Regions from separate parts of the Homo sapiens genome. Here region 2 is linked to region 1. The links are chromatin loops, found by intact Hi-C in ENCODE. Cell type or tissue: Calu3. All regions are shown on one strand. Links, peaks and the distances in the headings refer to the core of each region. The heading gives the core; the rest is flanking DNA. Region 1 has its middle 87 kb from the start of SEC23A-AS1. Region 2 has its middle 25 kb from the start of LINC00639.

Region 1 (11,902 bases), core at 1,913-9,912:
TAAAAGCAATAAAACCAGTCAAGGGTAAGCACGAGGAAGGAATTAATGAATAGGAAAAGAAGAAAGTAATAAATAAGAAAATAGAAAAATATTAAAACTGATGTATTACCCCCAAAGATGGTTCTTTGAAAGAACTGATAAAAGAGACAAACTTCTGTTGAATCTAATTAGGAAGCAGATAGAAAGTACTCATAGAAGACTACTGGATTCACATCAGGAATCCAGATATGAGAACTTTTTTAGATAAAAGATTAAAACTTAAATAAATCAGGATCAAATAATGAAATACCGTTTCACACCAGTTAGCCTAGCAAAAATTATAAAACTCTAACAATAACAAAGGCTGTGCATATGTAGTTGAATAGCTAGGCTAGACCACAGCAAACTGCTTTGGTTTTGAGGATAAGCAAGCCTAGAGACTTCAAGTAGTTCAAAGTTGCTTTTATTTTAGTCTACTATGCAAACAGCAAATAGGCCGTGTGGAGGATGTCTATCTGAGATGCAGGTGGGTGGATGTGGCTCCCTGTTACTTCCCTTGCATTTCATGGTGGCACACTGGAACTTCAGTCCATCAGGTCAGAGGACCATAGAATAGAGGGGTCCCTGATTCTTTATATCCCTAAACACATTAAAACCCAGAAACAACTTTTTTCACTCAAAAAGCCAAAGTGCCCATGCCTAGTGTTCAAACTCCATGACTTGACATCCTTGACATGGCAGCTCTGGGGCAATGCCCGTTGTCTGCACTGCAGGATCCTGGAGTCTTCCATTTGTGTCCACTTGAGATTTTTAATGCAATGGCTTGGCCATAATATTTCACAAGATAACCCACTACCCATCCATTTTTTAATTCATTTATTCAACGAATATTTGGCAGCCTTTTATGTGCCAAGCCACGTAATAAGTTCTGGGAATGCAAAAACTTTGGACAAAAATAACTGCCCTCAGTATGGGCAGCACATTCTAACAGGAAAGACCAATACTGTAAAAAAAACAAACAAACAAACAAACAAAACAAACAAAGAAACCGTGTAATATTGACTGTGTACAGATAGCCATAAGAGCAAGTCATGGGAATTCAGAGAAGCTTTCACTGGGAAGGTACCTTTAAGAATGAGCTTTCTAGCCAAAGAGAGGTGACTCCAAGCAGAGCAGCCTTCTCCTCCAGATCCTATCACTTCCACTGGCCTCCTCGGAACATCATCCCTCTTGTCTAAATCCTATCACTTCCACAGGCCTCCTCAGAACATCATCTCTCGTGTCTAAATGACAGGTATTTCCCAGACACCTCCTTGTTGATTGCATTCAGCCTGACACTCTTCAGGCTTCTCCATTCTGTACATTTCCCTGCTTTATTCTGCCATGTGATCCTCATTGCCTTCAAGAGAAAATCTAAACTTCTTAACCTTATTGATATGGTTTGGATGTTGTCCCGTCTAAATCTCATGTTGAATTGTAATCCCCAATGTTGGAGGTGGGGCCTAAAGGGAGGTGATTCGGTCACAAGAGGGGATCCCTCATGGCTTGGTGCTATCTTTGTGACAGTCGTGAGTTCTCATGAGATCTGGTTATTTAAAAGTGTGTGGCACTTCCTCCTCCTCTCTTGCTCGGGTTTTCACCATGTGAGGCACTTGCTCCCTCTTTGCCTTCCACCGTGAGTACAAGCTCTCTGAGGCCCTGAGCAGAAGCCAAGCAGATGTCAGTGCCATATTTCCTGCACAGCCTGAAGAACTGTAAGCCAATCAAACCTCTTTTCTTTATAAATTACCCAGCCCCAGGTATTTATTTATAGCAACACAGGAACAGCCTAACACATCTGACTTACATGGATCTTCAAGATCTGGCCTATGTTTATCTCACCAGTATCATTTACTGAATTTTCCCAGTGTATTTAATTGGGAGAGACAGAAATTACTCAACTAAGATCACTTTCTAGACTCTTGCAAGTGAATTGCTTGCTAGATTTTCTTGCAGCTACCAACATTCTCTTTGCAACACGTGCCTGATATAGGACCAGAGCCTGGGAAAGTGCTATACACGTTCAGTGATGGTGATGATGCAGTTGGGAATGAGGTGCTGGAAGTAGACTATAGGTCCATTAAAAATAAGTGAATCAGGGCCAAGCGCGGTGGCTCACGCCTGTAATCCCAGCACTTTGGGAGGCCGAGGCGGGTGGATCACTTGAGGCCAGGAGTCTGAGACCAGCCTGGCCAGCATGAGGAAACCCCATCTCTACCAAAAATACAAAAAAAAAAATATTAGCCTGGCGTGGCGGTGCATGCCTGTAATCCCAGCTACCCGAGAGGCTGAGGTATGAGAATCACTTGAACCCGGGAGGCAGGGGTTGCAGTGAGCTGAGATCGTGCCACTGCACTCCAGCCTGGGTGACAGAGCAAGACTCTGTCTCAAAAAAAAAAAAGACAAAAGAAAAAAAAAGAAATCAGGAGCTTTGGAAGAGAGAGAGAGGAAAGTAGGAGACGGTTAATAGTAAAAGAGGGAGATTTGGGACATGTCTGAGGCCTTGTGCCTCAACCTAATATCAAAATGCCTGGTGGAGGAGATAAATAGTAGAGATTCCAGGTAAGTGTGAAAATCTCCAGTGAAAAGGAGCTTGTATTTTTCTTCCTGACTGGAGTTCTATTCCACCAACAGACAGCTATATAAGTAGATAGTAGCAGGGAGATGGCCCAAGAGAACACCTGCTCACCCTCACTCACATGTACCAGAGTATGGCTGGGGAGCTGGGAAGAGCTTCAAGAGGTTTCAAAACCCTTAGTGAAGGGTCCAGAAGGTGTCTGAAAATTACAAGACAAAACACTGAGCTTAACCCAATTGAGTGGCTGTGTACAGCACACAGCCAGCGGCCAGAGGGTAGACCAGATGAGTTTTGGAAGACCACCGGGCCACTGTGAGCAGATGTGGAACCTAGCCAGCAGGGGGTCATGGCTGGCCTCTCCTGGAGCACCCCCAAGAGAAACAGCCCACAAGATACAGAAGTAACAGATAGTGAGGAAAAGGCTGATGGCCAAAAGCCAAATGGAATTGCCTTCCAGCCAAAAGCCAGTGATGACCAAACGCCTCTTCCTTGATCTTAGGACCACATGAAAGCTCCACAAGGGTTTGATCACTCTCAGGAAAGGGGCAGAAGAGGGGCACAGATTCTAGAGAAAACCACTTGGGTTTACATCTCAAGTCTGCCAGTAAGCGCTGTGTGACCTTGAGCAAGTTTTTTAAACAATCTGTGCCTTAGTTTCCTCATTGACAAAATGGCAATAATAACGGCACCTATCTTATGGGTTATCCTTCGCACATAGAACCATGCTTGGTGCAGGATGAGCACTCAATTCATGTTGCCAGGTAGTAATAAAAACATTATTAGACATTATCAGTAAAGACATATTAGTAATAAAGATGTTATTAATGCACGTGATGATATATTTGTATACAATCTGTACAGTGCAATCTGTGGGTATCACTACTTACCAGTTGTGCAACCTGTCACAGGTCTTTGAGCCTTAGTTTCCTGGTATGTAAAATGTAGATAATAATGTGGATGTAGGGTACCAGGGTCAGGCATGGTGGCTCACACCTGTAATCCCAGTGCTTTAGGAGGCCAAAGCAGGAGGATCACTTGAGCCCAGGAGTCAAGACCAGCCTGGGCAACAAAGTGAGACCTTGTCTCTGCAAAAATAATAATAATAATGTGGAGTACCTGATAGACAATGAAGAGTTGGAGAGTAATGCCTCTCATTTGAATGACAGCCAGCACTTACAGGGCATATATTAAGCGCCAAGCAGTGTTCTAAATATATTATAGGTACTCAATTGTTTAATCTTCATACAACTCTATGAAGTAGGTGCCTATGATTTTCCCCATCTTGCAGCTGAAGAAAGAGGCCCAGAGAAGTTAAGAAATGTGTCCAGTGTAATTCGACTGGGAAATGGCAAAGCTGGGCTTTGAATCTGTACAGTGTTCCAGAGTCTGTGCTCCTATACATTTCACCCTGCCATTCCTCTGCTGTTTGCATTTGTGCTTAAAGTCAACATCAGTGGAGTCTTGTCCCCTAAAAGATATGGAACATATCTGTTTTTCCTTCTTCACTAGATGAAAATATATTTGATTATATTTTAAAAAGAAAATGTCTGAATCTAAACTCTGCTGCATTACCTCTACTGGAAATAGCAAATACTCAGACATAGATACTTAGAAATATCTGAGACACCACTATTTCTAACGTTTACCAAGCTGTTTATCCCCACAGAAGAAGCCCCCCACTCAGATAAGTAATTCACTCAAGCATGGAAACTGAGTAGGAGAGAATTTTTAACATTTTAGAATCTTCCACTAGATATCACTTTCTGACATAAATTCCCCTGACTATGGGTCTAGTGCTTTTGCTGGATCAAAAGTATTACTGCACTTTTAAATCTATACTTAGGTTGTGACCAAAATGAAAATGTGGCCAAAATATTAAATATTCTGCAAGAAATAGGTTAAAAATGTGGTCACATGTGAAGATGCTAGGATGAGGTGACCTCAAAATCCCACCCAACCTTTCTTGTTGTGCTATAGAATCCATAATTGCTGCTTTTAAAACAGTTGACTTACAGAGCATATAAAGAATTTCATTTATTTATAATTTTTTATGGGAACTCAGACTTTGAAAGTCTTTCATGCATGGTGTGCAGCTGAAGTCATTTTTCAATTTTGTACCCTTTCGGCAAACTATGTTTTACTTTTGGGGTCCAATTATTTCAGACATGAGCAAGGATTACCTTTTAAAATCAAGGACTAAAGCTTGGGTGTTGATAGAAAAAAATCACATAAAGAATTATTAATAGAAAAGTTCAGAATTTAAAGTGGAGAAAGATACTAAAAGCCTTGAGTTTCCTATTACAGAAGGAGCTACTGCCTCCCTGCGGTGATGAAGTGTCAGTGCCTTCAAACTACATTTGTCTCTTGATTGAAGTTTAGTTATCCTTAGCACTTTCAGATATGAAAAGCTTTCCTCTTTCTTTTTAGTTTATCCCTCTCGAATTTCTTTCTTTCGTCATTCTCTTATTTGCTCAAAGAAGCTTTAATAATATTAAAAAACAGAGTGAATTTAAAATGTTCACTCAGTTCAAAAGCTATTTCAGCAACCCTACAAATAAGTACAAAGTGAAAATAATAGAGAGAAATGTAATATCTCCCAATAGAACAAAAAAGCGCAGAATAATTTGTGACTCCCAACACAAATTTTCACAACCCTTCTAAAATTTAATAGTAAAGAACACTTGGCTAGAAATAAAATTGTAATATTAATTTTTTTAAATCACAAGATTCAGAAATAAGGGAGAATACACGCTAATGTATATAAGTCATCTAACACATGGAAAAATATTTCATTGATTATTTTAAATGAAATTACAATTTTCTTTCCAGGGAGTGTTTTGGGAAGATAATTGATTAAATCCTGTATGCTTCTCTCCCCGCAGATATCTGAGTGGTAGGTTAGTTCTAACTTTCTACAATCATGAGCAAGTGCTATTTTTAGTACAAGGTACTGCTCCATAAGTCATATTTATCCCTAGTCTATCAGCAGGTATGTAACCTACATACTACTGCATATAACATTATTGAATGATAATATCCCTGAGCTATTTTTTTAGCCACAACTGCCAAAAAATACCTACTGATGTTATGCAAGATGTTATAAAGTTGTGCAAAGGAGTGTCCATGTTTGGCTCAGACTCCAGGCAAGTAGGGCATTTCTTCACTAGAACACCCTTCCTGTGGCTACAGCCCACAAAAAAATCCCCACACTGCAGAGTGGACACAGCAGGCAGAAAGAACACGAACACACAACACTGCAGAAAGCTGTAGCAGCATCTCATTATTTTTATTAACAAGAATAGTAGACAGATGGCCTCATCCAGCATTTTGGAGAAAAGCATGGCCTTTCATTAGAATCCGTTGATAAGGATTCAGCTCTTAAGGTCTCTCTCTCTCTGTCTCTCTCTGTCTCTCACTCTCTCTCTCTCTCTCTCTTTCTTCACGGGCTGTCACTCTGCTGCCTAGGCTGGAGTGCAGTGGCATGATCATAGCTCCGTTCGGTTTTAAACACATGGGTTAAATCGATCTCCCACCTCAGCCTCCCAAGTAGCTGAGACAACAGGCATGCACCACCATTCCTGGCTCAGCTCCTAAGGTTTAGTAAATCCTGTGAGTAAAAATAAACGTCTAGGTAAGAAGTGTATATCCCAGAGCCAACACAGTGGGGCAAGCATTGAGTGGGTGGGGCCTAGGAGAAACTCTTCATGTGCTGGGAGAAGAACACATCAGAGAACAGAACCATTCCCAAGACATACTGATGAGCAAGTATCCCTGAGAGAAGAACCAGAGAATGACAATGGAATTCTCCATGTGTGTATCATTTATACTTTTCTTGTGGATAAATGTATAACAAGTGGCTTGGACTAAGATGCCAAGATAACAGATAGCAAATTCCAAGTGAGCTATAAGATGGATTACCGGTTATACAGGGGTAGAGCCAAGATGGCTGAATAGGAACAGCTCTGGTCTACAGCTCCCAGCGTGAGCGACGCAGAAGACAGAAGATGGGTGATTTCTGCATTTCCATCTGAGGTACCAGGTTCATCTCACTAGGGGGTGCCAGACAGTGGGCGCAGGACAGTGGGTGCAGCGCACCTTGCGCGAGCCGAAGCAAGGCGAGGCATCGCCTCGCTCGGGAAGTGCAAGGGGTCAGGGAGTTCCCTTTCCTAGTCAAAGAAAGGGGTGACAGACCGCACCTGGAAAATCGGGTCACTCCCACGCTAATACTGCGCTTTTCCAACGGGCTTAAAAAACGACACACAAGGAGATTATACCCCGCACCTGGCTCGGAGGATCCTAGGCCCACGGAGTCGCGCTGATTGCTAGTACAGCAGTCTGAGATCAAACTGCAAGGCGGCAGTGAGGCTGGGGGAGGGGCACCTGCCATTGCCCAGGCTTGATTAGGTAAACAAAGCAGCCGGGAAGCTCCAACTGGGTGGAGCCCACCACAGCTCAAGGAGGCCTGCCTGCCTCTGTAGGCTCCACCTCTGGGGGCAGGGCACAGACAAACAAAAAGACAGCAGTAACCTCTGCAGACTTAAATGTCCCTGTCTGACAGCTTTGAAGAGAGTAGTGGTTTTCTCCCAGCACGTGGCTGGAGATCTGAGAACGGGCAGACTGCCTCCTCAAGTGGGTCCTTGACCCCCAAGCAGCCTAACTGGGAGGCACCCCCCGGTAGGGGCAGACTGACACCTCACACGGCCCGGTACTCCTCTGAGACAAAACTTCCAGAGGAACGATCAGGCAGCAGCATTTGCGGTTCACCAAGATCCACTGTTCTACAGCCATCACTGCTGATACGCAGGCAAACAGGGTCTGGAGTGGACCTCTAGCAAACTCCAACAGACCTGCAGCTGAGGGTCCTGTCTGTTAGAAGGAAAACTAACAAACAGAAGGGACATCCATACCAAAAACCCTTCTGTACGTCACCATCATCAAAGACCAAAAGTAGATAAAACCACAAAGATGGGGAAAAAACAGAGCAGAAAAACTGGAAACTCTAAAAAGCAGAATGCCTCTCCTCCTCCAAAGGAACGCAGCTCCTCACCAGCAACGGAACAAAGCTGGATGGAGAATGACTTTGACGAGCTGAGAGAAGAAGGCTTCAGATGATCAACCTACTCCAAGCTACAGGAGGAAATTCAAACCAATGGCAAAGAAGTTAAAAACTGTGAAAAAAAATTAGACTAATGGATAACTAGAATAACCAATGCAGAGAAGTCCATAAAGGAGCTGATGGAGCTGAAAGCCAAGGGTCGAGAACTACATGAAGAATGCCGAAGCCTCAGGAGCCGATGCGATCAACTGGAAGAAAGGGTATCAGTGACGGAAGATGAAATGAATGAAAAGAAGCGAGAAGAGAAGTTTAGAGAAAAAAGAATAAAAAGAAACGAACAAAGCCTCCAAGAAATATGGGACTATGTGAAAAGACCAAATCTACGTCTCATTGGTGTACCTGAAAGTGACGGGGAGAATGGAACCAAGTTGGAAAACACTCTACAGGATATTATCCAGGAGAACTTCCCCAATCTAGAAAGGCAGGCCAACATTCAGATTCAGGAAACACAGAGAACGCCACAAAGATACTCCTTGAGAAGAGCAACTCCAAGACACATAATTGTCAGATTCACCAAAGTTGAAATGAAGGAAAAAATGTTAAGGGCAGCCAGAGAGAAAGGTCGGGTTACCCACAAAGGGAAGCCCATCAGACTAACAGCGGATCTTTCGGCAGAAACTCTACAAGCCAGAAGAGAGTGGGGGCCAATATTCAACATTCTTAAAGAAAAGAATTTTCTACCCAGAATTTCGTATCCAGCCAAACTAAGCTTCATAAGTGAAAGAGAAATAAAATATTTTAAAGACAAGCAAATGCTGAGAGATTTTGTCACCACCAGGCCTGCCCTAAAAGAGCTCCTGAAGGAAGCAGTAAACATGGAAAGGAACAACCGGTACCAGCCGCTGCAAAAACATGCCAAAATGTAAAGACCGTCAAGGCTAGGAAGAAACTGCATCAACTGACAAGCAAAATAACCAGCTAATATCATAATGACAGGAACAAATACACATAAAAATATTAACTTTAAATGTAAATGGGCTAAATGCTCCAATTAAAAGACACAGACTGGCAAATTGGATAAAGAGTCAAGACCCATCAGTGTGCTGTATTCAGGGAACCCATCTCACGTGCAGAGACATACATAGGCTCAAAATAAAGGGATGGAGGAAGATCTACCAAGCAAATGGAAAACAAAAAAAGGCAGGGGTTGCAATCCTAGTCTCTGATAAAACAGACTTCAAACCAACAAAGATCAAAAGAGACAAAGACGGCCATTACATAATGGTAAAGGGATCAATTCAACAAGAGCTAACTATCCTAAATATATATGCACCCAATACAGGAGCACCCAAATTCATAAAGCAAGTCCTTAGTGACCTACAGAAAGACTTAGACTCCCACACAATAATAATGGGAGACTTTAACACCCCACTGTCAACATTACACAGATCAACAAGACAGAAAGTTAACAAGGATACCCAGGAATTGAACTCAGCTCTGCACCAAGCAGACCTAATAGACATCTACAGAACTCTCCACCCCAAATCAACAGAATATACATTTTTTTCAGCACCACACCACACCTATTCCAAAATTGACCACATACTTGGAAGTAAAGCTCTCCTCAGCAAATGTAAAACAAAAGAAATTATAACAAACTGTCTCTCAGACCACAGTGCAATCAAACTAGAACTCAGGATTAAGAAACTCACTCAAAACCGCTCAACTACATGGAAACTGAAAAATCTGCTCCTGAATGACTACTGGGTACATAACGAAATGAAGGCAGAAATAAAGATGTTCTTTGAAACCAATGAGAACAAAGACAAAACATACCAGAATCTCTGGGACACATTCAAAGCAGTGTGTAGAGGGAAATTTATAGCACTAAATGCCCACAAGAGAAAGCAGGAAAGATCCAAAATTGACACCCTAACATCACAATTAAAAGAACTAGAAAAGCAAGAGCAAACACATTCAAAAGCTAGCAGAAGACAAGAAATAACTAAAATCAGAGCAGAACTGAAGGAAATAGAGACACAAAAAGCCCTTCAAAAAATTAATGAGTCCAGGAGCTGGTTTTTTGAAAAGATCAACAAAATCGATAGACCACTACCAAGACTAATAAAGAAGAAAAGAGAGAAGAATCAAATAGACGCAATAAAAAATGATAAAGGGGATATCACCACCGATCCCACAGAAATACAAACTACCATCAGAGAATACTACAAACACCTCTACACAAATAAACTAGAAAATCTAGAAGAAATGGATAAATTCCTCGACACATACACCCTCCCAAGACTAAACCAGGAAGAAGTTGAATCTCTGAATAGACCAATGACAAGCTCTGAAATTGTGGCAATAATCAATAGCTTACCAACCAAAAAAAGTCCAGGACCAGATGGATTCACAGCCGAACTCTACCAGAGGTACAAGGAGGAGGTGGTACCATTCCTTCTGAAACTATTCCAATCAATAGAAAAAGAGGGAATCCTCCCTAACTCATTTTATGAGGCCAGCATCATCCTGATACCAAAGCCTGGCAGAGACACAACCAAAAAATAGAATTTTAGACCAATATCCTTGATGAACATTGATGCAAAAATCCTCAATAAAATACTGGCAAACCGAATCCAGCAGCACATCAAAAAGCTTATGCACCATGATCAAGTGGGCTTCATCCCTGGGATGCAAGGCTGGTTCAACATACGCAAATCAATAAATGTAATCCAGCATATAAACAGAACCAAAGACAAAAACCACATGATTATCTCAATACATGCAGAAAAGGCCTTTGACAAAATTCAACAGCCCTTCATGCTAAAAACTCTCAATAAATTAGGTATTGATGGGACATATCTCAAAATAATAAGAGCTATCTATGACAAACCCACACCCAATATCATACTGAATGGGCAAAAACTGGAAGCATTCCCTTTGAAAACTGGCACAAGACAGGGATGCCCTCTCTCACTACTCCTATTCAACATAGTGTTGGAAGTTCTGGCCAGGGCAATTAGGCAGGAGAAGGAAATAAAGGGTATTCAATTAGGAAAAGAGGAAGTCAAATTGTCCCTGTTTGCAGATGACATGATTGTATATCTAGAAAACCCCATTGTCTCAGCCCAAAATCTCCTTAAGCTGATAAGCAGCTTCAGCAAAGTCTCAGGATACAAAATCAATGTACAAAAATCACAAGCTTTCTTATACACCAATAACAGACAAACAGAGAGCCAAATCATGAGTGAACTCCCATTCACTTTTGCTTCAAAGAGAATAGAATACCTAGGAATCCAACTTACAAGGGATGTGAAGGACCTCTTCAAGGAGAACTACAAACCACTGCTCAATGTAATAAAAGAGGATACAAACAAATGGAAGAACATTCCATGCTCATGGGTAGGAAGAATCAATATCGTGAAAATGGCCATACTGCCCAAGGTAATTTATAGATTCAATGCCATCCCCATCAAGCTACCAATGACTTTCTTCACAGAATTGGAAAAAACTACTTTAAAGTTCATATGGAACCAAAAAAGAGCCCGCATTGCCAAGTCAATCCTAAGCCAAAAGAACAAAGCCAGAGGCATCACGCTACCTAACTTCAAACTATACTACACGGCTACAGTAACCAAAACAGCATGGTACTGGTACCAAAACAGAGATATAGATCAATGGAACAGAACAGAGCCCTCAGAAATAATGCCGCATATCTACAGCCATCTGATCTTTGACAAACCTGACAAAAACAAGAACTGGGGAAAGGATTCCCTATTTAATAAATGGTGCTGGGAAACCTGGCTAGCCATATGTAGAAAGCTGAAAGCTGAAACTGGATCCCTTCCTTACACCTTATACAAAAATTAATTCAAGATGGATTAAAGACTTAAATGTTAGACCTAAAACCATAAAAACCCTAGAAGAAAACCTAGGCATTACCATTCAGTACATAGGCATGGGCAAGGACTTCATGTCTAAAACACCAAAAGCAATGGCAACAAAAGCCAAAATTGACAAATGGGATCTAATTAAACTAAAGAGCTTCTGCACAGAAAAAGAAACTACCATCAGAGTGAACAGGCAACCTACAAAATGGGAGAAAATTTTCGCAACCTACTCATCTGACAAAGGGCTAATATCCAGAATCTACAATGAACTCAAACAAATTTACAAGAAAAAACAACCCCATCAAAAAGTGGGCAAAGGATATGAACAGACACTTCTCAAAAGAAGACATTTATGCAGCC
Region 2 (11,902 bases), core at 2,724-10,723, 74 kb before region 1:
CTGGAAAAACACAACCCACCTAGCTTAAATCAGGAAGAATGAGATACCCTGAACAGACCAATAACAAGCAGCAAGATTGAAAGAGTAATTTAAAAATTACCAACCAAAAAAATGTCCAGAACCAGATGGATTCACAGCAGAATACTACCAGACATTCAAAGAAGAATTTGTACCAATCCTATTGACACTATTCCACAAGATAGAGAAAGAGAAAAGTCTGGAGCATTTAGGATTTTAGCATGTATGAATCATTCTAAATCATTCTATGAAGCCAGTATCACCCTAATACCAAAACCAGGAAGGGACGTAACCAAAAAAGAAAACTATAGACCAAGATCCCTGATGAACATAGATGCTAAAATCCTTGACAAAATAGTAGCTAACCAAATCCAACAACATATCAAAAAGATAATCCACCATGATCAAGTGGGTTTCATACCAGGGATGTAAGGATGGTTTAACATATGCAAGCCAGTAAATGTGATACACCACATAAACAGAATTAAAAACAAAAATCACATGATCATCTCAATACATGCAAAAAAAGCATTCAGTGAAATCCAGCATCTCTTTATGATTAAAACTCTCAGCAAAATCGGCATACAAGGAACATAACTCAAAATAATAAAAGCCATCTATGACAAACCCACAGCCAACATAATACTGAATGAGGAAAAGTTGAAAGCATTCCCTCTGAGAACTGGAACAAAACAAAGATGCCCATTCTCACCAGTCAACATAGCACTGGAAGTTCTAGCCAGAGCAATCAGACGAGAGAAAGAAATTAAGGACATCCAAAGTAGTAAAGAGGAAGCCAAACTGTTGCTGTTTGATGACAATATGATGGTGGTATGGATGTGGTGATCAGGGAACACTTCTACACTGCTGGTGGGAAAGAAAACTAGTACAACCACTATGGAAAACAGTGTGGAGATTCCTTAAAGAACTAAAAGTAGAACTACCATTTGATCCAGCAATCCCACTACTGGGTATCTACCCAGAGGAAAAGAAGTCACTAATAGAAAAAGATACTTGCACATGCATGTTTATAGCAGCACAATTTGCAATTGCAAAATCTCAAAAACTCTAAAGACTCCTCCAGAAAGCTCCTAGAACTGATAGAAGAATTCAGCACAGTTTCTGGATACAAGATTAATATACAGAAATTGGTAGCTCTTCACCAACAGCGACCAAGCTGAGAATCAAATCAAGAACTCAACCCCTTTTACAATAGCTGCAAAAAAAAATAAAATACTTAGGAATATACCTAACAAAGCAAGCAAGAGACCTCTACAAGGAAAACTACAAAACACTGCGGAAAGAAATATAGACAACTCAAACAAATGAAAACACATCCCATGCTCATGGATGGGTAGAATCAATATTGTGAAAAAGACCATACTGCCAAAAGCAATCTACAAATTCAACACAATCCTAAAAAAAACCACCATCATTCTTCACAGAATAAGAAAAAACAATTCTAAAATTCAAATGGAATCAAAAAAAGAGCCTGCATAGCCAAAGCAAGGCTAAGCAAAAGAACAAATCTGGAGGCATCACATTACCTGATTTCAAACTATACTATAAGGCCATAGTCACCAAAACAGCATGGTACTGGTGTAAAAATATGCACATAGTCCAATGGAATAGACTAGAGAACTCAAAGATAAGCCCAAATACTTACAGCCAACTGATCTTCAACAAAGCAAGCAATAACATAAAGTGAGGAAAGGACACCCTTTTCAACAAATTGTGCTGGGATAATTGGCTAGCCACATGTAGGAGAATAAAACTGGATCCTCATCCCTCACCTTATGCAAAAATCAACTCAAGATGGATTAAGGATTTAAACCTAAGAACTGAAACTATAAAAATTCTAGAAGATAACATTGGAAAAAACCTTCTAGACATTGGCTTAGGCAAGGATTTCATAACCAAGAACCCAAAAGCAAATGCAATAAAAACAAAGATAAATAGCTGGGACTTAATTAAATTAAAGAGCTTTTGCATGGCAAAAGGAACAGTCAGCAGAGTAAACAAACAACCAACAGAGTGGGGGAAAATCTTCACAATCTGTATATCTGATGAAGGACTAATAACCAGAATCTACAATGACCTCAAACAAATCAGTAAGAAAAAAAAATCACATCAAAAAGTGGTCTGAGGACATGAATAAACAATTCTCAAAAGAAGATATACAAATGGCCAAAAAACATATGAAAAAATGCTCAACATCATTAATGATCATGATCAGAGAAATGCAAATCAAAACCACAATGTGATACCACCTGACTCCTGCAAGAATGGCCATAATCAAAAAATAAAAAAACACTAGCTGCTGGCATGGATGTAGTGATTAGGGAACACTTCTACACTGCTGGTGGGAAAGTAAACCAGTACAACCACTATGGAAAACAGTGTGGAGATTCCTTAAAGAACTAAAAGTAGAACTACCATTTGATCCAGCAATCCCACTACTGGGTATCTACCCAGAGGAAAAGAAGTCACTAATAGAAAAAGATACTTTCACATGCATGTTTATAGCAGCACAATTTGCAATTGCAAAATCGAGGAACCAACCCAAATGCCCATCAAAAAATGAGTGGATAAAGAAACTGTATATATATGTGAATATATATATATGTGAATATACATATATATGTGAATATATATATATGTGAATATATATATATATGATGGAATACTACTCAGCCATAAAAAGGAATGAATTAATGGTATTTGCAGAAACCTGGATGAGATTGGAGACTGTTATTCCAAGTAACTCAGGAATGGAAAACCAAACATTGTATGTTCTCACTGATATGTGGGAGCTAAGCTATGAGGAAACAAAGGCATAAGAATAATACAATGGACTTTGGGGACTTGGAGGGAAGGGTGGGAGGGGGTGAGGGATAAAAGACTACAAATAGGGTGCAGTGTGTACTGCTTGGGTGGTGGGTACACCAAAATCTCACAAATCACCACTAAACAACTTACTTATGTAACAAAACACCACCTGTACCCCAATAACTTATGCAAAAATAAAAAATAAAAAAAAGTGGGCAAAGGGCATGAACAGACACTTCTCAAAAGAAGACATACAAGCAGCCAACAGACGTGAAAAATTTTCAGCATTACTAATAGTCAGAGAAATGCAACTCAAAACCACAATGGGATGCCATCTCACACCAGTCAGAATGGCTTTTGTTAAAAAGTCAAAAAATAGGCCGGGCGCGATGGCTCACACCTGTAATCCCAGCACTTTGGGAGGCCAAGGCAGGTGGATCATGAGGTCAGGAGATCGAGACCATCCTGGCTAACACAGTGAAACCCCCGTCTCCACTAAAAATACAAAAAATTAGCCGGGCGTGGTGGCGGGTGCCTGTAGTCCCAGCTACTCAGGAGGCTAAGGAAGGAGAATGGTGTGAACCTGGGAGGCAGAGCTTGCAGTAAGCCGAGACCGTCCCACTGCACTCCAGCCTGGGCGACAGAGTGAGACTCCGTCTCAAAAAAAAGAAAAAAAAAAGTCAAAAAATAACATACGTCGGTGAGCTGTGGAGAAAAGGGGACATTTATACATTGCTGGTGGGGATGTAAATTAGTTCAGCCACTGTGGAGAGCAGATTGGAGATTTCTCAGAGAACTAAGAATTGAACTATCATTCGACCCAGCAATCCCATTACTGGGTATACACCCAAAGGAAAATAAATTGTTCTACCAAAAGAATACAGACACTCTTATGTTCATTTGCAGCGCTATTCACAATAGCAAAGACATGGAATCAACCCAGGTGCCCATTAACAGTGGACTGGATAAAGAAAATTTGACATATGTACTATGGAATACTATACATCATAAAAAAGAACAAAATCATGTCCTTTGCAGCAACATGTATACAGCTGAAGGCCATTATCCTAAGTGAACTATCACAGAAACAGAAAACCAAATATCTCATATTCTCACTTGTAAGTGGAAGCTAAACACTGGGTACACAGGGATACAAAGATGGGAACAATAAACAGTGAAGATTACTAGCAGGAGGAAAGAGGGATAGGGACAAAGGCTGAAAACTGCCTATTGGGTACTATACTCACTACCTGGTGACAGGATCATTAGTACCCCAAACCTCAGGATGTCTCTGTAACAATCCTGCACATGTACCCCCAACTCTAAAATAAAAGTTGAAAAAGTAAAAAAAAAAAAAACAATTTGTCAGAAGTCACACAGCTCCTAGAATTTAGATTCTAGGCTTTTGATTCAAATCCAGGATTTGGCACTGGCCACTTAGCTCCAGAGTCCATGCTCTTAAGCCCCAGGCCACACAGCCCAAGTTGAGACTTTTAGAGAAGTCTGCTATTTCATTGCTGAACTACATAGCATAATTGATGACAGGTATACACAGGCTACAAAAAAAAAAAAAAGAGAGAGATTCCTTTGTTGTATTATAGTGACTTATGAGTGTTTTTTTGTTTTTGGGGTTTGTTTTTTTTTTTTTTGAGACGGAGTCTCGCTGTGTCACCAGGCTGGAGTGCAGTGGTGCAATCTCGGCTCACTGCAACCTCCACCTCCCGGGTTCAAGAGATTCTCCTGCCTCAGACTCCCAAGTAGCTGGGACCACAGGCACGTGCCACCACACCCAGCTAATTTTTGTATTTTTAGTAAGGTTTCACCATATTGGCCAGGATGGTCTCGATCTCTTGACCTTGTGATCCGCCCACCTCAGCCTGCCGAAGTGCTGGGATTATAAGCGTCAGCCACTGTGCCTGGCCTTATGAGTGTTTCTTAGCTCCCTCAGTAGAATACCTGGAGTCCAGACTCCTTTAAGGCTAATTGCATGCTGATTCCAATCTTATATCCCACTTAGAATAGTACTTTGTGTAATAGAGGATTTAGCAAATGTACCAAGTCCACTATGTTATACAATACCACAAAGATCCCCCAGAGAGTGATGTAATGTGCTTCAGACTTGTCATATGGCAGCTGCTATGGAACAGTAAACTTCTAATTGTGTCAATAAATAGCATGGATGAGATATGCCAAGCACCATTCCAACCAACACAAGCAGTGGTCTGGGAACAGTGCTGCAAAGATGGCAAGGTGCTGTGTCCAAAGATCTCACAGAGTCAAACATAGGTAATTGTACACATTTTGTTTTGTTTTTTGTTTTGTTTTGTTTTGTTTTGTTTTGTTTTTTGAGACAGAGTATCACTCTTATTGCCTAGGCTGGAGGGCAATGGCGCAATCTCAGCTCACCACAACCTCCACCTCCCAGGTTCAAGCAATTCTCCTGCCTCAGTCTCCCAAGTAGCTGGGGTTACAGGCATGCACCACCATGCTCAGCTAATTTTGTATTTTTAGTACAGATGGGGCTTCTCCATGTTGGTCAGGCTGGTCTTGAACTCCCGACCTCAGGTAATCTGCCCTCCTCGGCCTCCCAAAGTGCTGGGATTACAGGTGTGAGCCACCGCTCCCGGCCTGCACACATTTTTGTGCAAAAGAAATTACCTCTGCTTCTTCCCAAAAGCCTGAAATACAAAAGTAAAGGAATGAACACTAATAAACCCAAAATCATAAGAAGCTCAGTAAAGGAAATGATGTTAAATGTTAATTAATTTTGGAAGATGGTAAATAAATGGGCAAGGAATTTGGGGGAATAAGAGACAAAGTCTACCTCATAGGTAGGGTGTGGCACAGGGCTAATAGAAGACTTTTTCGGATTCTTCATCAATAGTAGTAGAGTCCCAGGTCACCTCCTCCCAACAAACACAAGATAGGCAGAAGACAAGTTTACTTCTGGAGAGGCCGAACTGGAGGTGCCCTGTGCTCCAGGCACAGCTGAGGGCAGCACTGAGGTAAAATTAAAACCGAGGAACAAAGTAAAAGTCTACATACTGAATAAACAAGAACCCCACCCCTTTCTCTCATTCGGCTCTGAGAATATAGGCTTATATTCCTCAAAAAGAAGATCAGAAAATTCCTCTCCAAAGGAAGTCATCAGCCTCTTAGAAATAATTGTGGTACTAACTTCTTAAACTATTTAAAAAGATTTTTTTGCCATTTTACACACCCACACATAAATACATACCAAAAAATTCTAAGCTCCTTAAAAACTAAATTTGTATCCTAGTCATATTTCCAGCCCATAAGACAGAGCTTTGCATGTAATAAATGCTCAGTAAATATTCATTGAACATAAATTTCAGCTGGAAAACTTCTAAGAATACAATATTTACTGCTATGCATCTAGACATGGAGTTCGATTCTTAACAGCCAAAAACTGTTCCCCCAAAACTTCCTAACTCCAACTAAAAACCGAAACCAAAGTGGCCAAGAGTATTTGTTGTGCTCAGGGTGAATATATAACACAACCTCTTCTCTCTGCTTCCTCCAGTGTGGTGTTCAGAAGCCCACTGTGTAAACTTAGATGAGATTATAGCACTGATCTTCATAATCAAAGATGGTGGTTTGATGATTGGTGCCCACACAATCTAAATAAATACATTGTATTTTCTATGGCCTATTTAGTAACATTATGATCACCTTATAAATGAAGTTTTAAGTTTGAAAACTTCTTAAAGTTGTTGAGATTTTTTTGATATGTTTTCTTTTCCTCAGAGTGAAACTCATTGCATTAGATTTTATTTATTTATTTATTTATGTATTTATTTATTTGAGACAGTCTTGCTCTGTCGCCCAGGCTGGAGTGCAGTGGTGTGATCTCTGGTCACTGTAACTCCCGCCTCCTGGATTCAAGTGATTCTCCTGCCTTAGCCTTCCAAGTAGCTGGGATTACAGGCGCCCACCACCATGCCTAGCTAATTTTTGTATTTTTAGTAGAGATGGGGTTTCACCATGTTGGCCAGGCTGATCTCAAACTCCTGACCACAAGTGAACCACCCACCTCGGCCTCCCCAAGTGCTGGGATTACAGATGTGAGCCACCATGCCTGGCCAGATATTATTTTTTGTTAAAGAGGAAGGAATGGTAATTAAGCACTTAAAAATATAGAAAGTTTTATTACAAGATAAAAGTTGGAAAATATGCACTTTACTTCTATAATTTTTTAACATTCCCTAGCCCAGGCTACACTGATTTTATGCTGTCAGTTCTGGGAAGACATCTGTGGTATTCGTCACTATCCGTTAATATTAGCTGTTGATAAGTGTCACTAAGTGATTTTGAGGTTTTAAAAAGCAATTGGTGCCTTGGGAGTTTTCAGCAAGGCTGTGCACATACCAACAGTTGGCAACAGTTCAGGAATGGGGTGGCCAAGTCGCTGACCTTTTCTTTAAGCAAACAGGTACAGAAGAAGGAGAATGGCAATAAGGGGAAAAGGCAGAAGCAAGAATCATTTTTTTTTTTTGATAGATGAGATCAGCTTCACTTAGAGAATAAACTTTTACATTATGATGCAAGGTTGGAAAACAGCAATTCTGAAACAAAGGGTGCGTTCAAGGAGGATGATTATACGTGATCCTCACAACAGCCTTGCAGGGTAAGTATTTTCACCTCCACCGTAGAGATGACAAAAACAAATATCCAGAGAGTATGTCTCTGGTGGTGGACAGACCACCAGCGACCATCCTTAACACCTTCTTCCTCCATCCCGGCAGTGGGTGTGCCGTGGCCTCATTGAGACATCCTTCCCTTTGAGCAGTCAAGCAGGAACAGCTTCTCGGAGCTCTGCCTCCTTCTCCTGGCTCTGCACTGAGGATTTCACTTCTCTAGCAACCCTTGGATAAGCACTGCTCATCACTCCATATCCCTGAGTCAAGAATGGTGCAGGAGAGTTCTTACTCTATAATGCTTCTTCTCCTTTACATAAAAGTCACTCCTCTAGAGGACATGTCACTTTGTACACCACCCCTTGCTTTCCATAATGCCATCATCTACCCACCTCCATGTCAGACCCATCAAAGAAGTCTTTGATATGAGGATCACTCTATTATTCCTTTCAACTGCTGGAAGAATGATGCAAAAAAGACAGTGGATGTGACCCAAGTTCGCTTCGCTTCTACTTTGCCATTTTGCCTGTGGCTATAGCCCAAATATCACCCTGGATACCATTGAGAACCACCTGCAACTTGGAGAGCTACCAGCTTTGGCACTGTATCCATTTGCTAATGACTGAGCTGTGCAATACTGAAGTATCTGGATTTAATTATATATCATTAATAGAAATTACAGAAATTCAAATTTCTAGTATCCAGCAATATTTGGAAAGGCTAGAAGTATTTTTTCAACATTACCAGTAACCTTAAAATAATAAAAAGATGACTAGATTCAGACCATGACCCACTGCCTGAAATGCTACCATTTCAAGACCCAGGGAGGTGATTGAGCAGGGATTATAAATAATGATCAGCTGAAAGTAGCTAGGCAGCAGCAAGAGACAGTGGGGAGACTTCAAAGGCTGCCCTTCAATGGCAGCATCACCTCCCCACACCTCCAAATAGTCTCTATTCGGGACTCTGCCCCTGTGATATAATTGACTGCTGATAACCTAAAATATTATCCTTCCCTGGCCAATGTTTATAGTTAGGTTCTACGAAAATGTCTATATCTGCTTTTCGTAAACATCCTAGTGACCATACTCCTTATAAATCTGCAATTTATAATCTTCAGTTCTTAGCACGAAAATTTAAAAATAACTCCCTTCTTGAAAAAAATTCAAATCTCATGTATACTATGGTCTTATAGTGGGGCTGGAGACTAACATTCGTGTTATCTATTCACACGCCGACATTTCTGCTTTCCTCACAATCCGTTATATATTAATATCTTCCCACACGAGTCATGTGGCTCAGTGGAAATTGACTCCATTCCAGCTCCAGGGATGGATTCTGATCAGTCTAAGTTGATCATGGTAATCCAATCCCCTTGGTTTAGGAATCCAAGCTTTAAAAAATCAACACGTGGCAGTGTTCCACAGCTGGTATCGATCCAGAGGTGAACACAAGATTTAAGTTGGTACAATCAAATTATTCCATGATTGAGCATTTTCTCCCTCTGCAACTGGATGTGAACAAAGAAGCATGTGACCAGCATGCTGTTGAGATCCATCTGGCCACCATGCAGGAAGCCAGCTGAAGACCAGCCAACATATATAGGAAGGCAGAGTCGGGGAAAAAGATCACAGAGAAGCTGAGCCAGAGCCTTGATTATACTGTGCCTGGAGACAGCCTACCTTCAGACTTCCTGCTCCTAGAGTAGTAAATGTCCTCATGAATTAAGCTAGTTTGAACCAAGTGTTCTCTCACTTCTAGCTAAAAGCCTCCTGATTGGCACTACATATATGTTACAGATATTTTTGAATAAAGATAGTTATATATTTGAAGAAAACACCTGGGCCAGGCGCAGTGGCTCATGCCTGTAATCACAGCACTTTGGGAGGCCAAGGTGGGCAGATCACCTGAGGTCGGGACTTCGAGACCAGCCCGACCAACATGGAGAAACCCCGTCTCTACTAAAAATACAAAAAAATTACCTGGGTGTGGTGACGCATGCCTGTAATCCCAGCTACTCTGGAGGCTGAGGCAGGAGAATCGCTTGAACCTGGGAGGTGGAGGTTGCGGTGAGCCCAGATCGCACCATTGCACTCCAGCCTGGGCAACAAGAGCGAAACTCCATCTCAAAAAAAAAAAAGAAGAACATCTGATGGCTACCTACCAAACTGAACATTTAACCTCTAGTGAATGGCACTGGGATTAGTGGTGTGGGAGCCAATATTGACATGGGAGGAGTTTTATGTTTCATATTGTATGTCGCTACTCTTTTATTCTCACAATAAGTATACACAACTTTTTAGTAATAATGGTTTTAAGGTAGCTGGATGAAGAGATTGACTAGTACATCTTTCAAGAATATCTCCATACCTCAATATTCTGACTTTCTTCTTTATTATTATTCTAAGAGGCTTGAAACCACCAATTATATAAGAAAAATCATAATAGACAAGGTTTATGGTGTCTACCTGGCCCAAGCATCTGTTTACTGAGAAATAGCCTACTTTACTACTTTTCTCTCCCCACACCTCTGTCTCTCTCTCCTCTTCCCCACACCCCACCACACATACACAAACACAGACAGGCCCCACAAGCTACATTTCTACTATAGACCCTGCTGTCCTGGCCACAGCCTCTTAGCCTGGTAGTAGACACCTGACCAAAATATGCTTTCTGCCCTTGACTGAAAAGTTTGTCTTTCTGCTAATAATCAGGCAGAAAGAGAATTGTTTGGATCTCAGCAGCAGGGATTAGGTTAGACATAAAGAAAAATGATGGCTATGAGATACTTAATAATCTGTTATGAGATAATAATAATTTTATAATCACAGTATGTAATTCACTTCTAAGCTTTTTGTGTATTATGTGTTTCTCTTTAGTTATTTGGGCTTTTTGTTTGTTTGTTTGTTGTTTGTTTGTTTGAGACAGGGCTCGCTCTGTCAACCAGGCTGGAGTGTGGTGGCACGATCACAGCTCACTGCAGCCTCTACCTCCCAGGCTCAAGCAATCCTCCCACACCAGCCTCCCAAGTAGCTAGGACTACAGGCACGTGCCACCACACCCAGCTAATTTTTCTGGTTTTGTAAAGACAGGGTCTCACTATATTGCCTAGGCTGGTCTCAAACTCCTAGGCTTCCCAAAGTGCTAGAATAACAGGTGTGAGCCACCATCTTCAGCCTCTTTAGTTTCTAAAAGCACATGCCACCCTAACTTTGAATGCTTCCAATAAACTCCCTTCTTGCTTAAGGAACTAGAGATGTATTTCCAATAATTTCAATCAAGAGTCTTAAACTGCGACAAGTACGGAATTGAAGTTTAAGTGTTCAGTTATTACTTACTTCCATAGGCAATATTCAGATTTTTTTAAATGTCCAGAGAGAGGCACATCCACTGGAAGACCTAAGTAGAAGTGTCTGTTTGACTTGCCCAGGATGGTTGGCTTGCAGACCGTAGCTACATATAGCTCCTCAATGCCAGAGTGATGAAGAAATGGCCATCTCAAATGATACAATATTGGGGCTAAAATAAACTAAAGATAACAGCACATATTTCATAAATTACTAAAAAGGAAAACCACATTTTACCTTAGGTATGTTCTATACCCTGCTTTATTTCAAGAAAGACTTCAAGGAGGGTTATAAAAATGCATAACAGCTGGGTGCAGTGATTCATGCCTGTAATCCCAGCACTTTGGGAGGCCAAGCAGGTAGATCACTTGAGGTCAGGAGTTCGAGACCAGCCTGGCCAACATGGCGAAACCCTATCTCTACAACAATACAAAAGTTAGCTGGGCGTGGTGGTGCACACCTGTAATCCCAGCTACTTGGGAGACTGAGACAGGAGAATTGCTTGAACCCAGGAGGCGGAGGCTGCAGTTAGCTGAGATCATGCCACTGCACTGGGTGACAGAGTGAGACCATGTTTCAAAAAAAATGCATAACATACTATGATGATTAATTTTACGTATCAACTGGACTGGACCACAGTATCCAGTTATTTGATCAAACTTATTTTAAATGTTTCTGTGAAGGTGTTTTTCATGTGAGATTAATATTTTAATCAGGAGACTTTGAGTAAAGCAGATTATTCTCCATATTATCGAGGGGCCTCATCCAGTTAGAATTTTTAATAGAAAAGACTGACTTCCCCAAAAAGGAGGGAATTCTGCCAGCAGAGTGTCTTCTCACTCAAACTGCAACACCAACACTTTCCTGGCTCTCCAGCCTGCTGGCCTACCCTGCAGATTTTGGACTTGTAAGGCTCCACAATTGTATGAGCCAATTCTTTAAAATAAATAGATGACAGATATAGATAGATAGATAGATAGATAGATAGATAGACAGATAGATAGATACAAACATCTATTAGAGTTCTCTGGAAAACTCTAATAAAAGTAT

The links. Hi-C counts contacts between places; a loop is a spot of excess contacts. Peaks named below come from ENCODE experiments on the same cell type or tissue, not always from the same donor. Only the 100,000 strongest peaks of a DNase experiment are listed, where the experiment ranks them.
Region 2: a loop joins it to region 1, with 2.2 times the contacts of the local background. A loop is called at or near these places in 10 of 110 quality-filtered maps.

What each region holds. Positions count from the first base shown.
Region 1 is chr14:39,010,648-39,022,549 of GRCh38, forward strand. No RefSeq gene overlaps it. Among named protein-coding and RNA genes, the nearest start is that of SEC23A-AS1, 87 kb to the right of the region's middle. RefSeq lists enhancers at 6,255-6,765, 6,766-7,276. In Calu3, for the core only: a CTCF peak has its summit at 4,928; a DNase peak (open chromatin) is centred at 4,924.
Region 2 is chr14:38,935,849-38,947,750 of GRCh38, forward strand. No RefSeq gene overlaps it. Among named protein-coding and RNA genes, the nearest start is that of LINC00639, 25 kb to the left of the region's middle. In Calu3, for the core only: no CTCF peak of the experiment used is centred there; a DNase peak (open chromatin) is centred at 7,243.